Regions from separate parts of the Homo sapiens genome. Here regions 2 and 3 are each linked to region 1. Evidence: chromatin contacts called from ENCODE Hi-C or POLR2A ChIA-PET data. All regions are on one chromosome and are shown on one strand. The core of a region is the stretch at or near the end of the contact, and the rest is flanking DNA. Distances in the headings are between cores, read along the strand shown. Region 1 has its middle 190 kb from the start of DIRC3-AS1. Region 2 overlaps DIRC3 (disrupted in renal carcinoma 3). Region 3 overlaps DIRC3 (disrupted in renal carcinoma 3).

Evidence for each region. A loop is a pair of places that touch in the nucleus more often than their neighbours do. ChIA-PET counts read pairs that join two places held with the same protein, here RNA polymerase II (POLR2A). Pooled maps may share reads with other maps.
Region 2: a pooled map shows a loop between it and region 1 (6-fold over the local background). The contact joins two enhancer-like sites. A Hi-C loop is called at or near these places in 2 of 168 maps with a recorded cell type or tissue (cardiac septum and gastrocnemius medialis) and 6 of 50 pooled maps. POLR2A ChIA-PET finds 5 or more read pairs at or near these places in 1 of 52 experiments (activated T-cell).
Region 3: a pooled map shows a loop between it and region 1 (1.9-fold over the local background). The contact joins two enhancer-like sites. A Hi-C loop is called at or near these places in 2 of 50 pooled maps. POLR2A ChIA-PET finds 5 or more read pairs at or near these places in 2 of 52 experiments (BJ and HEK293).

Annotation. Positions count from the first base shown.
Region 1 is chr2:217,091,686-217,094,628 of GRCh38, forward strand. No RefSeq gene overlaps it. Among named protein-coding and RNA genes, the nearest start is that of DIRC3-AS1, 190 kb to the right of the region's middle. Within about 2 kb of position 1,283, at least 2 of the 41 ENCODE cell types and tissues checked have a DNase peak (open chromatin) inside an H3K27ac peak, as active enhancers do.
Region 2 is chr2:217,608,849-217,611,803 of GRCh38, forward strand. The region is part of intron 2 of DIRC3 (disrupted in renal carcinoma 3); the gene reads right to left. Among named protein-coding and RNA genes, the nearest start is that of DIRC3, 180 kb to the right of the region's middle. RefSeq lists an enhancer at 788-1,495. Within about 2 kb of position 1,648, at least 3 of the 41 ENCODE cell types and tissues checked have a DNase peak (open chromatin) inside an H3K27ac peak, as active enhancers do.
Region 3 is chr2:217,666,363-217,669,351 of GRCh38, forward strand. All of the region lies in intron 2 of DIRC3 (disrupted in renal carcinoma 3), which reads right to left. Among named protein-coding and RNA genes, the nearest start is that of DIRC3, 120 kb to the right of the region's middle. RefSeq lists an enhancer at 88-137. Within about 2 kb of position 1,394, at least 5 of the 41 ENCODE cell types and tissues checked have a DNase peak (open chromatin) inside an H3K27ac peak, as active enhancers do.

The sequences.
Region 1 (2,943 bases), core at 33-2,532:
CTTACTATGATTTATTGTCATTGTGTGGGTGTTCACACAGGGTGTACACACTTTCCATTCTCCCAGGTCCATGTGATCTGGACTCTAATCTGAGGGATGATCTGACAACAACAACAACAGCTGCAAAAATGTAGAAGGAACCCCAGAAGCTGATGGAGTTGAACACCTGCTCTAATGGAGGCAGAACATGGGAAAGTGGATTGAAAATGACCAAAAAGAAAAAATTTACCTTTAGTTTCACAAATCCCCTGGGCTGCATGGGGCCATGATCCGCATCTGGGGGTAAAATATCAGACATGATTATGTTTTGTTTTCCTTCTAATTGAAAGACTAGAATATAAAACGGAAATGAATGGTGAGAGGCTGGCATATCCAGAAAACAGAGAATAGATCTTCACAGATATACTGAAAATCCATGGGGAGAGATGTGGCTTGATGGTGGAGACAGGCGAAGCCATGAAGGGCTGACAAGTCATGACAAGAGTGGTGTGTTTTACCCTGTAAGTCATAGGGACTCACTGATGACTTTTGAGCAGGGGAGAAACATGATCAGGTTTGGGTTTGAGAACAATCATTCTGGTTTCAGGGTGGCAAGTGCAGCAGAGGATGGCAGGAGGGCATGGAAAAAGGGATACATCTCCATTCCATAGCATTGAACACTGAACTGTCCTCAAGTTCTAGGACTGCAGTGCCTCTGGTCCTTCCCCAGTGGCCAGACTTCCTAAATGGTCAGAACTGAGCTCCATAGACAGGTCTTTTTTGCGGCTAACGTCCAACCACTTTCTGACTTAGATGGATCCCTCAGAAATGGGAGCAAAAGCTCTTCTAAGTTCCTTGTACATACATATCAGGCATGAAGGTGGGATATTCTCAGAATCCCAGGAGGGAACAGTGATTGAGGAAACAAGGGCTCCAGGAAAAACATGCTTGGGATTTTATGGAAGAGTTCTGGATTCTGGAAGAAACTGGAAAAGAAGGAAGTGATCTGTCACTGGGGAAAAAAAATCAACATTTCTGGTTCTACCTTCTTAAATATAAGATTTTATCTCATCATAAAGGTCACAGTGACCTGGAAAATGAGGACTTCCATCACATTTGTACAGCTTCCCAGGTTTTACAGCTTATTTTCACAAGTGTACTTTATTCCATCCTCATAACTTCCTTGTGTGTTTGGTCAGCTAGATAAACTCTCAAAAGCCTCAGTGTCCTTGTTTGTTCAGAAATGGGATTAGTATGTGGCCTGCTCACAGTCAGATGGCTAATCAGCCCAGAGCCAGAAGCTGCTTGCAGGCTAATGGCCAAGCCTATCTCTCAGCACTGCCTCTGCAGCAGGCAAGGCTTGGCCATGTGTGGCTGTGTGGCTGTGTGGCTGTGTGGCTGTGTGGCCGTGTGGCCGTGTGGCCGTGCCGCTGTGCGACTGTGTGGCCGTGCGGCCGTGCGGCTGTGCGGCTGTGCGGCTGTGCGGCTGTGCGGCCGTGTGGCCGTGTGGTTGTGTGGCTGTGTGGTTGTGTGGCTGTGTGGTTGTGTGGCTGTGTGGCTGTGTGGCTGTGTGCTTGCTTGCATGTGAGTTTGCAAGTGATGAAGGGGAAGCGGGTAGCTGTTAGGGGCTGAATTGTGTTGTCTCCTAAAAATATGTTCAAGTCCTAATCCCCGGTACCTGTGAATGTGACATTATTTGAAAATAGGGTCTTTGCAAATAAAATCAAGTAAAGATGAAATCATTAGGGTGGGCCCTAATCCAACATTACTGATGTCCTTCTAAGAAGACAGAACCATATATAGTCATCCCTTAGTATCCACAAAAATTGATTCCAGGACCCCTGTGGATACCAAAATTTGCAGATGTTCAAGTCCCTTATATAAAATGGAATAGTATTTACATTAACTTACACATGTCCTCCTGTATGCTTTAAATCATCTCTAGATTACTTTTAATACCTAATACAATGTAAATGCTATATAAGTTGTTGTTATACTGTATTATTTAGAGAATAATGACAAGAAAAAAGTCTGTACATGTTCATTACAGATGCAACAATGTTGTTTTTCTGAATATTTTTTCCAAGGTTGGTTGAAACCATAGATCTGGAACCCAAGGATATGGAGGGTTGACAGAGTTCATATCCAAAATAGATAAGAAACTCATACAATTCAACAGGAAATAAATAACCTGCTTAAAAAATAGGCAAAAAAGTACTTACAAAGACATAGATATTTTTCCAAAAAAGACATACAGATGGCCAATAGGTATAGAAAAGATGTTCAACATCCCTAATCATCATGGAAATGCAAATCAAAACCACAATGAGCTATCACCTCACACCTGTTAGAATAGCTGTCATCAGAAGGACAAAAGACAACAAGTGTTGGTGAGGATGTGGAGAAAAGGGGATACTTATACACGGTTGGTGGGAATGGAGCTTGATATAGCCATTATAGAAAAGAGTATGGAGGTTCCATAAAAATAGAGCTACCATATGATCCAGCAATTTCATTTCTGGGTATATATCTGAAGGAAATTAAATCAGTTTTTAAGGAGATATCTGCCCTCCCAAGTTCATTGTATTGTTATTTACAATAGCCAAATTATGAACACAGCCTATGTCTGTTGGTAGACAAATACAATAAATTGTGGTATATATATGCCACAATGTCTTTATTCATATATATAGGAAAATTATTCAGCCTTAAAAAGGAAGGAAATCCTACCATTAGTGACAACCTGGAGGACATTATGCCAAGTAAAATAAGCCATGGACAGAAAGAAAAACACTACATGATCTGACTTATATGTGGAATCTAAAAGAGTTAAATTTATAGAAGCAGAGAGTAGAATGGTGGTTACCAGGGGTGGAGGCATAGGGGAATTGGGTAGAGGTTGGTGAAAGAATACAAAGTTTCACTTACGCAGGATGTGTAAATTCTGGAGAGCTAATGTACAGT
Region 2 (2,955 bases), core at 398-2,897, 520 kb after region 1:
CTGACATATGTAATCCTATGGTCAACCCAAACTAACACTCTATAGCATCTATCTTCTAACATACAAAATCCTTTACTTAGTGCATTTACTTTTATTTCCACCTCACCCACAGAAAGGCAAGATTTTTTTTTAACTATTTTGTTCACTGATACAGCCTAGGCACCTAAAAAATGACACTTAATGAATATTTACTAAGTAAACAATGCCTATTTTCCAGACGGGAAAATGAGGCCCAGAGAGGTTAAGTGACTCTCCCAAGTGGCTCAGCCAATAAGTATCAAAGCAGAGTTTAGGTAACTAACATCTCTTCCACTATGCGCACCTATCTCTCTTCCAGTCTCCATCTGCCTGTGTCTCTCTACTTATGTGTTTTTCTCTTGTCCCTCTCTTCCTCAGGGTGTTGTTTGCTTTTTGTGTGCTCAGTCTGTGTGTGTGTGTGTGTGTGTGTGTGTGTGTGTGTATGTGTGCACACACATGTGCGTCCCTCGATGGCTGAAGTGGACCACTCTGTCAATAGTGCTTAGGGAGGTGGGATTCAGGAAGGGAAGGGACGTGGGTGGAAACTAAAGGCAGCCATGAAGGTGGAGGACTAGACAAGAATCCAAGGGGAAGGAGGAAGGCTGCATGGGGCAGCGAGAAAAGACACAAGAGGGCAAGTGCCCCTAGTGGGAGTTAAATGACCAGGACCCCACCCTGCTTCCCACTAGCTTTGTGACATGGGCTCAGTCCCTTAACCTCTGTGAGTATCTGTTCTTTACTGGATTGTTCCTCCCCACTGTATAAATCCCATCTCAACATTCTTCACAGATAAAACCCCAAGTGAGCTGTGGCTGGCAAAGAGCTTTGTAGGTGGAAACGAAGGTGACCGTCCTTAAGGAAGAATGAGCGAAGACAGGCAGCATGAGAACTACGGCCAGGTCCAGGGTCTCGCCCACTCTGCTCTGGAGCCACATGCTGCTGCTTATCTAAGTGGTGAGGAAGGGGGGCTAGAGGACAAAGAAATACTCGCCTTCAGCCAGTGGGATTCAGGCAGCAACAGGGAGTTTCTGGACAGTGAGTGTGGGAGAGGTGATGGAGCAGGTGCAGGGGAAGGTGGGCACTGCCTTCCTGGAGTGTGGGCTGGATCTCCCTGTATCCGAGATGATTTACACAAGGTCCTGCATGCACACCTGGGCAGGGGATGCATAGGCTCAGGAGGACAGCAGGTGGTGAATGTAGCCCTGGAGAGGGCAGACTGTGGGCTGCAGGAAGAGGCTGCAGGTGCTGCCTGCAGGAAGAGGCTGGGCCTCAACATGTGGCATTGTTAGAGCCCTGGCTGTACAGACACTGTGCCAGGACCATGAGGGGGAGGAGATGCATTGGCCCTGCCTCTGCCCAGAGCCCTCCCAGCCCTGAGACTCTTCAACTCTTGGACACTAAGGAGGGACAAGAGGGAGAATGTGGCAACCTGGTGTCCTGGTCGCTCCTTTATAATCAATCATACAAGGTGACAACACGCACAGTGCAGGTGATGGCTTCACCTGCCTGCTCCATCCCACCCAGCTCGACATCTGCCAAAGGTCACAGCACACATTCTAAAAGGCTGACAACTGCCTGGTGGCAGAAACCTCCTGACGCTGCAGAAAATGCCTCTCTCTGGGCCTGTGGGAAGTCTCACTCATTTACAACGTCACTCAGGGGGCCCCACCTGCTCTGAGACCAGGCAGCCAGTCATCAGGGACAAGGATTGAAGACTGCCAGTGACTTGCTGAGTGACATGGATGACAGACAAGTGACCAAGCTGTCTGCATGACGCCCTGAGCCACTGAGGAGGTGACCCTCCTGCTCACCAGGTGTGCAAACATACCCAGTGCCTGGCACAGAGCGGCCCTCACAGCCTGTGCGTGGGTGGTGTCTTACAAAACGGAAACCTTTAAGCCCTGTTGTTAGGAGCTTTTGCTTGCTGGGAGGACTGAGGTGAGGAGGAAATGAGATCGCACTGTGAAAATACTTTGAGAAAACGGAAAAGTACGGTGGAAAATTTGGTTTGGTTGTTTTTAGCCTTACATGAGTCTGGTGCCATGGGGCTCTAAGGAAAGCTGTCTTACCAGTTTGGGATGACAGGGAGGTTGGAGCAGGTGACCTGAGCCTACCCTTAACACCATGTGTATGTGGAGCAAGTCACTTCATCTTTCCAAGCATTTTGTTTCTCTGAATCTCAATTTCCTCACCTGCACAATGGGAGAAGGGCCAGAGAATTAGGGGTGTCCTTTGCAGTCAGATGTTTTAGGATCCTGTTCACACAGCCCAGGGAACAGCAGGGACATCTTGCCAGCCTCTCATGATAGAAGGAGCATGAAGTCACAGGGCACACAGGTGCTCAGGCTCTGCCACCAGCTCCCTGTGGGACTCTCCAGGCCTCATTTTTGTCCTCTGAGAAGGTCCACAGGCTCATAGCCCTCCAAATTCACCGCCAGCCCCAACCAGTGCAGCATTCAACCACACCAGCCCACCCTAGAGTCACAGATAGACACAGGCCCCAGGGGGAAGGCCCAGGTGGAGCTGCAGGGAGCTCACTTCACACGTGCTCTCTTAGCTAGTGGCCTCGGGGAGCTGTGCGAGGTAGAGATAACTTTGCCCATTCCTAGCTCCACTGTGGATTGGGGTGCATATCCAGACATGAGACAGGTCTGTCTGCCCTTCCCTGCTCACTCTCACTCTTGCCCTGCCCAGCGTTCAATCCAATGGGTCTCATACCAGGAAACAGATGAAAAACTCCCTTCTCCAACTTTACCATTCAAAAGCAGGCTCTGTGTAGGGGCTTGGGGAGAAGGTTAAAGCCCCTTTCCTCCAATATGTGTCTTTTCTGAGGGTAAAAGTACAATCAGTAGCTTTGTGGACTTGGGGGCAGTGATGGAGGAAGTAGCACAAAAAGCTAGGTGGATGTCACCATCTGGAGATTCATCCAGGCGGTGG
Region 3 (2,989 bases), core at 144-2,643, 570 kb after region 1:
TTCTAGGATTGTCAGCTCCCAGAAGTGGGTAGTGGAAGTCTGGTACAGGCAGCCATTGCTGTTGCCTGATATAAACGAGGAGACCTAAGGAGGCAGCAGTAGCCTAGGAGGAAAGATGGTGATGTAGGAAAGAGGCCCCTGGACTGAGGGCTGGGACACCAGCTTTAGCCCAGCTCTTCTGCTAACTTTCTGAGTCACTGAAATTCCCCAGACCCGTTTCATCATCTGTAAATGGAAAGCATTACAATAACCCTCTACAAGGCCTCAGTGCAGCCACATCACCTTGCTAGTCCTCAGTTCCCCCAGATATTCAATGTGGGGACTGAATTATTCCAATGGTTTGAAGCCTTTTTTAATCCCAGTGTCCTCCAGGAATGACCTGTAGGAAAGCTATGCCTTCCCTTCATGCCCTGGGAAGATGGGCACCTAGGCAATTTCATTATTCATTTCAGGGCATTCTTAGAATTCTCAGGAGCTCCAGGTTAAAACCCTTGGACTAGGTGGTTTCTAAGGTCTCTGCCAACTCTGGAATTCTATGAACATGATAGCTGTGGCTCTGACCCAAAGAGCTTGCATCCAGGTGTGCCTGATGGGGAGGTTTAGAGAAGGAAGTACTTGACAACAAAAGAATGAATCTACCCTGTCAGAAGGGATACAGTTCTTGCCAAAAAAGAGCAGCTCTCTGACATTAGCCATTGCTTCTGGCCTTCCCAAACATTCCAGCACTCCCATCAAGCAAACTACCTCTGCCTCCTTCATAGCTTCTTCTACCCAGCTTGCCAGCCGGTCTCTGTATCTCCTCACTCATCACCCATTCACTCTTGTGTCCTCCTGTACATGAACAGAATTACAGTGAAATCACTACATCTCGGTATCTGTACATTTTTTCATGTTTGACTTCTCCCCTTTTCTTTGCATCATCCCTAACAGCTCACTCAGACCCTGCCCAATTCAGACCCCTTGTCAATGTGGGGCTAGAGAGGATGACCTCTGGAAAACCCCAGACAATTGACATCCATCTGATTCTATGTCACTGAGGAATCCAAAGAAAAGAAAATGTTTATTAAAGTCAGTGAAGTCTAACAAGAAGGTGGGGACAAAGGGAGCTTCTAAATTCCAGCACTCTCCCCTTGGAGGTAGGGTGGAAAACCCAGGCCTTCCTGCTGGAAGTCATCAGATCCCAGCTGCTCCAGTGCCAGAAATCAGTGGAAATGTATATATATTTTTAATACACTCACATTGCAAATAAAAACAGTTTTACATCAATACAGGGGTTGGCTGAAATGTGTTCCAACTCTACTAAGCAAGGAATGAATTGAAACGCCTATAATAACATCAAGCAAGGCAGTCCCTCTGCCAAACTTGGACAGAGGGGAATTTGCACTGCCAGAGAAAATCTGTTCTTCATCAGTGTTTCAATATTCAAGGAAGCCGGGGACATTTTTCTGTGACGGAAGCAAAATGCCAGCTGCCAATACTATGATTTAATTCCCTCTTTTTTTCCTCTCTCATTGGAAATAATTGTCACAAGAATTTGGTGGGCCATAAAGGCCTTGTATATAAGAAAGATTATACTGAAATGGAGGGACGAGAAATGTGGGGAGGGATAAGGAAGAGAAAGAAATGTAAAGTGGGAAAAGAGGAAGGTGGGAGTTAAAAAGAGGTGGAGGAAGAGAGGAATGGGGTGAGAGGAGCAATGGTGGAGAAACAGGAGAAAGTTCAAGAAAAGCAGAAAAATAACAGTGGAAAGGCGAGAGAAAAATGAGAAGAACGTGAGAATGAGAAGGGTGAGTAGAATAAAAATCACAAATAGAGAAGGGAAAATACAAAAAAAAAGTCAGAGGTGAAAGAAATCTTAAAGAGTGTTGGGTCAGTCTCCTCTCAGGTGTCAGGTAGGAGGCCAAAGGGTGAAGTTATTTGCCCGAGACCAGACGGCATGCCCAAGGTCACTGAGCTCAGAACAGAGGACCAGGACCTCCTCACTGCTGTCTAACGCTCTTCACTCTTGAGCAGGTGGCAAGCAAGGCAAAGAGACAGGGGAATTAAGAAGAAAAAGATGAGAACTTGCATGTGTGTACATGTGGATACATCACTTGGCTTCTTCAATCACCTGTATTGTGTAATCTAATCCATTCTAAAATCTAATACAATCTAATAGTCAAAGTTTCTTGATTCTTAGACCCCATGGGCTTCTCATGAAATGTATCTAAGCCCTGGAGAACGCTATTTTCTCTGTCATCAAATCGCACGTGGTGGAATCAGGGAGCTGAAGAGAATATCGGGATGTTACTGGGCTAATGTAACGCCACTAAGTGGACCTCTAAGGACCCCTCTGGTGGGGAGGGGCTTCTGGCTTCCCATGATCATAGGTTTACTGACAAGAGTCAGTTCTGTGTGCCTAGAAATCCCAAACTCCAGGACCCCAGTTCTAGCTGTGGAAGTCATCCCCTTCAAGATGAGGGCCTTTCTGGCTTAGGCATTAGCTACTAATTTTCAATCTATCATTTATTTAATAGTATCATACTAGTGTTCATTTATTTCTATAATGGCACCATGACTGTTTAAGATGTTAAAATTAGGGAAATCTGGGTAAAGGATATGCAAGAGCTTTCTGTACTATTTTAGCATCTCCTCAAAAACAAAACAAAACAAAACAAAACAACAAAAAAACTTCATAGTGATCTCAATGGCTAGATTTGGATTTGGAAGTGTCCATCATTGCCCACATCCACAGCCCCTGCCCCCTGGCCAATGATTTACCTCTCTTTTTCCCCCTTCCTTAGTTCCTTACACACACACATGTGATTACCATGGGCTGTTCACCCAAGCTCTGTCCACAACCCCCAGACCCCACAAATAGCCTCTTCTTGGCCATCTCTGGGATCTAGGGATCTGTACACTGGCAGTGTAGTCCACCCTGAGAGGATAGACCCAGGGAAGGCTCAGGGCCATTTGAGCAAGGATTTCAAGGAGTTGGGTACTAGGAACA